Linked DNA regions of Homo sapiens: region 2 is linked to region 1. The links are chromatin contacts, found by Hi-C or POLR2A ChIA-PET in ENCODE. All regions are on one chromosome and are shown on one strand. Each heading gives the region's core, a stretch centred on a gene start or an enhancer-like site at or near the end of the contact. The rest is flanking DNA. Distances are from core to core; before and after follow the strand shown.

Region 1 (4,532 bases), core at 1,198-3,697:
TAAACTTTAGCAGGCAAAAATCTAGTGAAGCATACGATGCATATAAATAGTATATAAAAGTAACTCTAATTAAGGAGGTTAAAAAACATTTTTCTACTTCATGTATCCCAAGATAAAATAATGGCAGTGTGATTAAAGGATATAAAGGAGTATGAGCCCATTAGTGCATTCAAAAATTACTATAAAGCCTACTATTTACCAGGTATCCTAATACATGCTGGGTGTAAACTGGTTTAAAAAAAAAAAAAAGACATGTTCCCTAATGTTATGGGGCTTTCAGTGTAGTAAAGGCAGGCAATAACAAGGAAACAAACAAGGGTTCATGAATCCTCAAACTGTAATAAATATTACACAAGAGAAGTACAGGGATAAATGATATCAGTAAAAACAGGAGAGACCTCCTTAGAATGGTAGTGAAGTGACTTTTAAGATTGTCCTGTGTGAAATCAGAACGTCTAAACATATTAGAACTGTGGAGATTGAGTAGAAGAAATCATCTATCAAAAGGTTAGTCCTGGATTTTTGCCATTATAAGGTGAAAGATTGCAGTAGCTCATCCATCAGTTAAAGAAATGCAAGGTTATGGCGTCTCTCAGTCACCTGCTGCCACAGGAAGTTCTTTCCTATGTGTTTCTGTTGATAACACACTGTTGACTTGATATCGTGGGTCGTAGGACAGAAAACTACTACCAAGTCATTGAGACACAAAATGATGGAAATATAGATCTGCAGAACGTGAAAGAACCCCCAAACATCTGCTTCCTAACCTTTGCACAGAAACTCTGGCAGTGAATGAATGACTACTAGTTTCTAGCCTCTGGCCCAGACGGTTTGGATCTCCCCCACCACCTAGTCCCACCAACCTCCTTTCCCTGTATTTTCTTTTTTCTGTTTCTGTTTCTTTCTTTTTTTTTTTGGCGGGGGCGGGGCGTTAGGGGCGGCAGAGTCTCGCTCTGTCGCCCAGGCTGGAGTGCAGTGGCACTATCTCAGATCACTGCAACCTCCGCCTCCCGGGTTCAAGGGATTCTCCTGCCTCAGCCTCCTGAGTAGCTGGGACTACAGGTGCGCGTCACCACGCCTGGCTAATTTTTTTTTATCTATTAGTAGAGATGAGGTTTCACCATATTGGTCAGGCTAGTCTCGAACTCCTGACCTCAAGTGATCTGCCCGCCTCGGCCTCCCAAAGTGCTGGGATTACAGGCGTGAACCACCGCGCCCGGCCACCTTTCCCTGTATTTCCTATTCCAGTCATCCACAGGGTTCCCCCAGTTCAAACCTTCCTCAGCATGCCTTCCCTCTGTGAACTCTTAACAAACGATATAGCTGCCCCACCCCCACCCCTACACAATCTAGTACCCAATTACACTTCCTGCTAACCTTTTATTTTTTCAATTGTTCAACTATTTTTTCAAGGACTGCACTTTGATTTTTGTTGTTGTTGTTGTTACCCACAGAGCCTAACAGCAAGCCCTCAGATATGATTGGTTGATTGGGGCCGGGCGCGGTGGCTCACGCCTGTAATCCCAGCACTCTGGAAGGCCGAGGCAGGTGGATCATCTGAGGTCAGGAGTTCGAGACCAGCCTGCCCAACATGGCGAAACCCTGTCTCTACTAAAAATACAAAAATTAACCGGGCGTGGTGGCGCACGCCTGTAGTCCCAGCTATTCAGGAGGCTGAGGAAGGAGAATCGCTTGAACCCAGGAGGCAGAGGTTGCAGTGAGCCAAGATCGTGCCATTGCACTCCAGCCTTGGTGACAGAGCGAGACTCCATCTCAAAAAAAAAGAAAAAAGAAAAGAAATGATTGGTTGATTAGCTGAAGTGACCTAAGTCATGCTGGACAGGTGACCAAACAAGCGCTTCCATCCAGTAAATGGTACAAGGCCTCAATTACAAGCCGCATCTTCTACAAGGCGACGCCAATCTTTAAAAATTCCCACATAAAATCTCACTTGAGGAGACAGACAGGAAAAGAGAAACTGCAAAAAAAGGCACAAGTTTTCTCACTTCTAAAATAAAGATGTTTGAGGAACACACAACGAAAGTGCCTGCCAATCGGAAAAAGCCGTCCTAACAAAAGACCTTGGGCAAGTCACTTGGCCTCTCTGCGCCTATCTGTAAGGAGATGATACCCACCGCCAAGTCCAAAGAAGCGATCGAAGAGACAACGGTCTTGAGGCGCCCAGCCGGGTGCCAGGCACGAAGTGAGCGCCAGGGAAAAGGACTGTTATCAGAGCGGGCAGAGATTGAATCCCGCGGACGCGATCTGCCCACTGACCTGCCCTCCCTGGCGGTCCGGACCGGCCCGGCCCCGGGGCTGCGGGTCCTGGCCGCCCCTCGCCACCCTCCGCGGTCGCCTCCCTTGGGCCAGCTAGCAGCTGAAGCGAAGCGCGGCGCTCGCGTCGGCCGAGTCACACCATCAGGTGTGGATGCCGCTTCCGGGAGTTTGAATCCCGCGGCTGCAGGGCGGGGCACGTCACTGCCGGCAGGGCGCGGCCCGCAAGAAGGAGGAGCAGCGCGCGCGCGGCGGGGACGCGGCTCCCCGATTGGCTGCCGCCTTTGAAGGGCGGAGAGTAAACCTGAGGGCGGGCCGAGAAGTGGCTGGGGCCGCGGGGCGGGACAGAGGGCGGGAACACTTCCTCCCGGGCCCGCCAGCTAATTCTGGGATCGGGGGTTCTCTGCGGGCTTAGACCTAAACAAGCTTGGTGTCTCGCAGTCAGGGGCTGGTTTTGTGTTTATACGCTTTTAGGAGAAAGCAAATTACTATTTTTAATGGGATAAAACCAGTGACGATGGACCGAGACGAACTAGTTCTGCGCTCTTGAGCATAGATTCTCCCTGTGTGAAGTGCGGCCCCTCCTGCCCTGGGACAACGGGATTTCACAAAGGAGCACAGCCCCCTTGTCATCCCCTCGGGTCTCACTCTGTCGCCCAGGCTGGAGTGGAGTGGTGCAATCATAGCTCACTGCAACCTCAGTCTCCCGGGTTCAAGCGATCGTCTTGCCTCAGCCTGCCGAGTAGCTGAGACTACAGGCGCACGCCACCACGCCCGGCTAATTTTTTATTAAAAAATTTTATACAGACAGCGGAGTGGGGGGGGGGGGGGGTGGTCTCACTTTGTTTCCCACTCTGATCACGAACTCCTGCCTTCAAGTGATCCTTCCACCTCGGCCTCCTAAAGTGCTGGGATTACTGCCAAAAATCAGCAGCACAGCAGGGAGTGTTAACGGGAGAGATGAGAGGCACGCCCAGGTTGAACGCTGAGATTATGAATGCTAGCGGACCGGCTTTCAGACCAGACTGCTACCCTCCAGCCTGATATCTATCTATTGATCGATTCTAGCTCTTGATTAGCCGCTTTGAGAACGTTACTGCTGAGAGAAGAAGCACATGAAATGTTTAGCAGGGCCTCCCTTTCTCTCCTAGACCCAGCATAAACTCGCTGGAGATTTAAAACAGTAGATACACAGTAGCAAAACATCCTAGGTACACAATATTGTACAAAGGTTATAAACTCTAGATTAGGACTTTCTAGATTTAATTCCTTACTGCCCTGACTAGATGTGTCTCCTTGGATAAATTTATTTAACCTATTTGAGCCTCGGTTTCCCGATGTGTAAAATGATGCAAATAATAATATTTACTTCACAGCTCGGTTATAAGGATTAAATGAGGAAATCCGGCCAGGTGGAATGGCTAATTCCTGTAATCCCACCACTACGTGAGGACGGGGAGCGAGGATTGCTTGAGGTCAGGAGTTGGAGACCAGCCTGGGCAACACAGAGAGATCCACTCTCACCCCACCCAATCCCTGTCTCTAATTTTAAAACTTTAAAATTTTTTTACATGAAAGAAATTCATGTAAAGTGCTTAACATTTAGTAAATGTTCAATTGATGTTAGCCATTGTTAAACAAAAGGCAACACTCAAATGTTACTGAATAGAATGGATGAGAAAACCATGTGGGGAATTTTAAAGAATCAGAGAAACAAAACCAAAACAGAATGCAAGATAACGTTTGGTACCTGCTTCCAAGGAGCTCCCATTTCTGAAGGGAAGGTAAACTAAAGTATCAAGTGGGATTAGGGTGGGAAAAATCAGGGCAAAAGATAAATCATCGTGTGAACATTATTCATTGCCCAGAGTTGAGGGGCAAAATTAATTTCCACAGAGATTTACAAAGATTCTTAAAGAGATATAGAGAAAAACATTTCCCTGTTCACCTTCAAGCCAAATGGGGAGCAAAAAATGGGGGAGAGGGAGGAGGGACCCTGGAGAGAGGTGGCACCTGGCGGACTGGCACCTGGGTAGCCAGCACCCAGGCCTGCTGTGCCAGACACTCCAATTCCACACCTGCCCTCCAGGACCTTCTTTTCTGGCTAAAGGTCGCCCTGTGAGTGGGGACCTTGAGGAAGAGGAGCAAACAAGAGGCTCATTGGCCTGGGGGGCTTGTTAAATTCCCTAATTGCCATTGCTAGCCCTGAAAATTAATGTTTGCTCTTTACAGATAGGAGCTGCCAGTCATGAGGTTGT
Region 2 (4,532 bases), core at 1,052-3,551, 810 kb after region 1:
CACATTCACATACACCCACCGGCACGTGGACCTAACACGTTCCCACCGACACACAAACATACCCAAAGTCACACACTGACACCGCAGATGCACACAGCCTTGTACACACACAGACAGACACACAGCCGTCACACCTAGAACTAAATCCAGACATACCTTTAACCCCAAAAAGAATGGGCACTACCGGCTGGGCTTACAATACCACGACCCTCTTTCCCCAGTGGCTCTCGGATTTATACATAACTTTTTGCCCCCTTGGATCTCCCTTGGTGAGCCGCACTTGCGAACACCGGGTGTGTGCGTGTTGGGGAGGAGCGGGGCTGCTGCACCGACAAGGCCTGGCTGCGCGGGAAGCGCTCGGGCCCGGACACCCGCATTAGGTTGCGCGAGGAGCCTCCAATCCTGGCCGGGGGAGCCGCGGCCTCCTCTGATTTCACACCCAGCCCGCGGGGGCGGCCAGTTAAAGCCACCCCATGGGCTATGGCAACATTTCCGTCAATGTGTTTCCTGTTGGTCTAGCTCGAAAAACTCTTTGCTTCCTCCTGCGCGGTCCCAGCAGTAACCCAAGGAAACTCAGGGCGCACTGTGAAAACGTTAGCCCCCAGGCCCGGCCCGGCTGAGGGTCCCGCTCCAGCCCCGACAGGCGACCACAGCCAGGCTCGGGCCGCATCATCAAACCCTCGAGGCTGGAATCAGACAGACAGGATAACAACTCAAAAACATAAAAAGATGAACTAAAAATACAATCCCCCTCCCCTGTTAACGGTGAGAAGGTAAGGTAAAGGGCTGAGCTAGAGCCCGCGCCGTAATAATGGAGACATTAAAATGCTAATTAAGACGTTAATTGTTTTCAGGGTCCCTACTGAAGCTTCCAATAACAGAGTTCATTTAAAACTCTAGAGGCGCCCCGTTTCCTTATTTACCCTAGGGCTCCAGACCTCGAAGGCGCCAAGGGTCACCCACAGCGCGGACCACGGGCGGCTTATTTGTTAGGCCGCACATTGAGGGGACAAGCCCCGAAGTTCTGGAATATATGCCCTATGTGTCCCTGCTTCCCTTCCTAACTGGCGACCAGGAGCTGCTGCTTCCTACTCCCAAAGTAGTGTCGGTCGGTCCGTCCGTCCGTCTGCAGGCCTGCACCTCAACGCTTTGAAAGCTAGCATTGTTTTTTCGAGATTTTGCTTGCGTCAGGCTTCAGACTGGTGCAAAACAGCCTCGAAAAAAAATAGGAAGCAACTGGTTATTTTAGCTGCCATAAAGTCACATCCCACACAGAGGAAATGAACAATATCAGAAAAACGGATCCCGGCTATCAGAAGTCGAGTGTTTCCTGAATTTGTCTGTATTGAGGATGTCGATAAAATAATCAGCAGCGTGCACTACTCCGGGGGAAGGGTCTGCTTCATGCAGCCAGGAAAACACTTAACAGCTTCTGAAACCAGATTTACTCCTATCGAGAACTCAAGATTTCCTGTATGAACGGAAAGGGTCAGGCTCTTTCACTGCACAAGCCTGTTGAACCAGGTCCAGCCCCGTAGCCACCCGGGCCCGGCTGCGATCCCTGCCCCACGGGGGCCGGCCAGGGGCGCCTCGACGCCCCTTTCCCCGTCCCTCCCGCTAAGGGAGCCCCACCCCGGGTAACACGCGCGGTCCACGGCTGCCCTCGCCGCGAGGTCTACCGCCGGCCCGCGCGCCCCGACGCCTGCAAGGTGCAGGAAAACCAATCTGAGTCACGGTGCGGTCAGCCCCGGCCGCGCGCCTCCCGTCCCCGCGCGTGCCCGACAGCTGCTTTTCCATCGCTTTTGCCACAGCCGTCTACCGCCTGCCCCCTTCGCCCCCTCGGCCTCCCGGGCGCTGCCACCTGCCGGGTGGCGCTTCCTCGCCCCCACCCTCGCCCGGCCGCCTTACCCAGGGGGTCGTGGCGGAGCAGGGCGTGCGTGTAGTCGTTCACCGTCCGCGGGAAGGGGTACAGAGGGCCCCCGAAGCCGCCGGGTCCGTAGGCAGCGGCCAGCGCGGCGGCGGAGTGGTGCGAGAAGGCTGGATGGATCGGCGTGGGCTCGTACACCGGGGTCCGGTAGGGGGACACGAGGCTGGTGAAGGAGGAGTTGGGGGACGGCAGCGTGGGGGCGGGCGTGGGCGCGGCGGGCCCGCGGCCCAGGATGTCCTCGATGTAAAAGGGCGTCGGGTGTGCGGGTTGCAGCAGCGGCGTGGGCGCGTACAGCGGCACCCCCACGGCGCCCGCCGCCGGCCCGGGGTGCGGGTACTGCATGGCTCCGCCGCGCTCCGGCCCCTCGCAGAGCTGCTGGCCCGCGCCGCGGCGCTACATTTATCCGCGCTCCGCGCTCCCGGCGATAGGCTCCGCCGGCCGCGGGGTGGGGCCGCGCTCGCTGGCCCCTTCCTGCCGCCGGGCCCTGCGGCCAATGGCGCGGGGCCCCAAGAGCAGCCGCCCGCCCCCACCCCGGCCCGCCCCGCCGGCCAAGCTCCCCGCCCCCGGGACGCGCTTGCTACCAGGCTCCGGGGAACTGGCGCCCTGGTGCCCCGCCGCGGCTGTCGCCCCTGGGGACTCCAGGCACCCCGGCCGAGGACGCCCTCGAGGGAAGCCCTGGGCCGCGTCCGTCGGGGGAGGCGCGAGGAAGACCGCCTTCTGGAGTGCGGGCTCCAGCGGCCCTGTCCGCGGCCCCGAGGCACCTCTGCCGAAATTCGGGGGCGCCGTCCAGGCCTGGGCCCGGGGTGGCAGCAGCTGTTTCCAGGCGGGGAGCAGCGGGACTCGGCGGGAGCAGAGGCCGCTGGCCTAAGACGCCTCCTCGGTGGGTGCGCTCCCTGGATTAACAGTGGCGCTGGCTGTCACACCGGCCGTTTCCCGAGCTCAGAGCGGGACAGTGCCCTGGGTTCCTAGGGCTGCTCGGCGGCCCTTAGCTGCGGCCCGGCGGGATTCGGATGGCTGGAGTTCAGGTGCTGCGGACTCTTGGCCGCTCCACCTGGTTTCATTTGGAGGCCTCGGACTCAAGCCACTTCCGCGAGGATGCTGGCAGAAGCCGCTGCGAGCAGCAATCAAGGGGAGGCCCGGGTCCTACAGCGCCGGGCAGAGGCTGTGCAGTCTTCAATCCAGTGGGGGCCGCTCCGTGTCTTTTCTGCTGGCTCTTGAGGGTCGCAGCTGTGCGCAGTCTGGCTCTCTGGTTTTGCACGTGTTTTCTATTGAAGCAGTCCGTACTGCTGGCCCGTATGGCCTCGGCTCTGTGCGGCTCCACTCGCCTCCGGGGCAAGGGGGCATTTTCTTGATTGACGCCCTCCTGCGGTCGTCACACCTCGCGGTGAGCCGTTTCTGCTAAGGTCCTCCATTAATCATGGAAATGGAAAGACTTCCCTGCTTTTTCTATTGAGACTTCTCAGGTTTTAAAGTTTATAATTTGGAACTATTTGTCCAAACACAGCGGGACCACAGTAGGAAGAGGCGTGGACTGTGAGCCTGACCGCCTGTTCGAGTTTCACTTCGCACATTTTTGTTGAGCAACTACTGTGTGCCAGCAGTGAAAAGGACAGATGTAGTCCCTCTCCTCATGGAGACAGGAAACAAATTTTAATATATGTATGTGCTAGGAAGGAGATGTACATAATGGTCTAAAACCTGTAACAAGGGGACATCACCTATCTGGGGGACATTAAGGAAGGGAAAAGCTTCCCAAGAATTGATGTTTGAAAAGTGAGTGGGTGTCAGCAAGCCCAGGGTGCTTGGACATTCCAAGTCCGGAGAATAGCATGTGAGCGTTGTTAGTTAATGCAACTTCCGTCAAGTCACCATCCCTGAGTTTTTCTCATCTGAAACGTTTGAGACTTGGCCTAAAGGCTCCTGATCTTTTTAGGGTATTGTTAATAGGTATCTTTCAGAATCTAATGACAGACAAGAGCTACAAGCCCAGACAAACTCAGAAGTGTACTACACTATCATTCGAGTTAAAGCATGTTGGGGGTAGGTAAGAATATAATTGCTCTATTATACAGTACATATAAATCATAAATTTTTATATTACTCCATGATATAAACTATCTCTGGAAGGATAACGAACATTGGCTGACTATGAAGAAAGGGGTGGGATTGGAGGGGGCATGTATAGCTGTGAATATCTGGAGACTTGCACTAGATGGATGTATGACCTATTCGTCGTATAAGTAAGTCCTTGAAGAAGTGGCTGATTCTAGATCTAGGGCAAGAAAAGTACAAGGTAAGCTCAAAGACATCTTGTGTCAGAAACCGTGAAAAGAAAATAGGGACCACCTTGGAGTGGTTTCCATCGGCAAAATTTGGGGTGATTTAAGCTTTAAAAATACATTAGGGATTATACCACTTTGAATATAACAATTCGTGAGTCCATAGTGGTACTCAGAGAGAGAAAGGTGCAGTGGATGTGAAAGCTGGAAGAATGTCAGCTAACAGATGTAGAAAAATTGGTACAATCGAAAAACGTAATAATTCAAGAAGAATCATCATCAACTAACACGTGAAATGTTGAGGATGAGGATTTTCACAAGGCCTC

The links. A loop is a pair of places that touch in the nucleus more often than their neighbours do. ChIA-PET counts read pairs that join two places held with the same protein, here RNA polymerase II (POLR2A). Pooled maps may share reads with other maps.
Region 2: a loop to region 1 is called in a map of B cell, with 33 times the contacts of the local background. The contact joins the promoter of HHEX here to the promoter of CEP55 in region 1. A Hi-C loop is called at or near these places in 1 of 168 maps with a recorded cell type or tissue (B cell) and 8 of 50 pooled maps. POLR2A ChIA-PET finds 5 or more read pairs at or near these places in 3 of 52 experiments (AG04449, HEK293T and activated CD4-positive, alpha-beta T cell).

Annotation. Positions count from the first base shown.
Region 1 is chr10:93,494,527-93,499,058 of GRCh38, reverse strand. CEP55 (centrosomal protein 55) reads right to left here and starts at 2,447. Exons shown (of 9, transcript NM_018131.5): 1 at 2,136-2,447. RefSeq lists a silencer at 2,119-2,628.
Region 2 is chr10:92,687,724-92,692,255 of GRCh38, reverse strand. HHEX (hematopoietically expressed homeobox) reads right to left here and starts at 2,301. Exons shown (of 4, transcript NM_002729.5): 1 at 1,909-2,301. The coding sequence starts at 2,269. RefSeq lists an enhancer at 183-990 and silencers at 1,521-1,670, 1,681-1,760, 2,181-2,500, 2,571-2,810.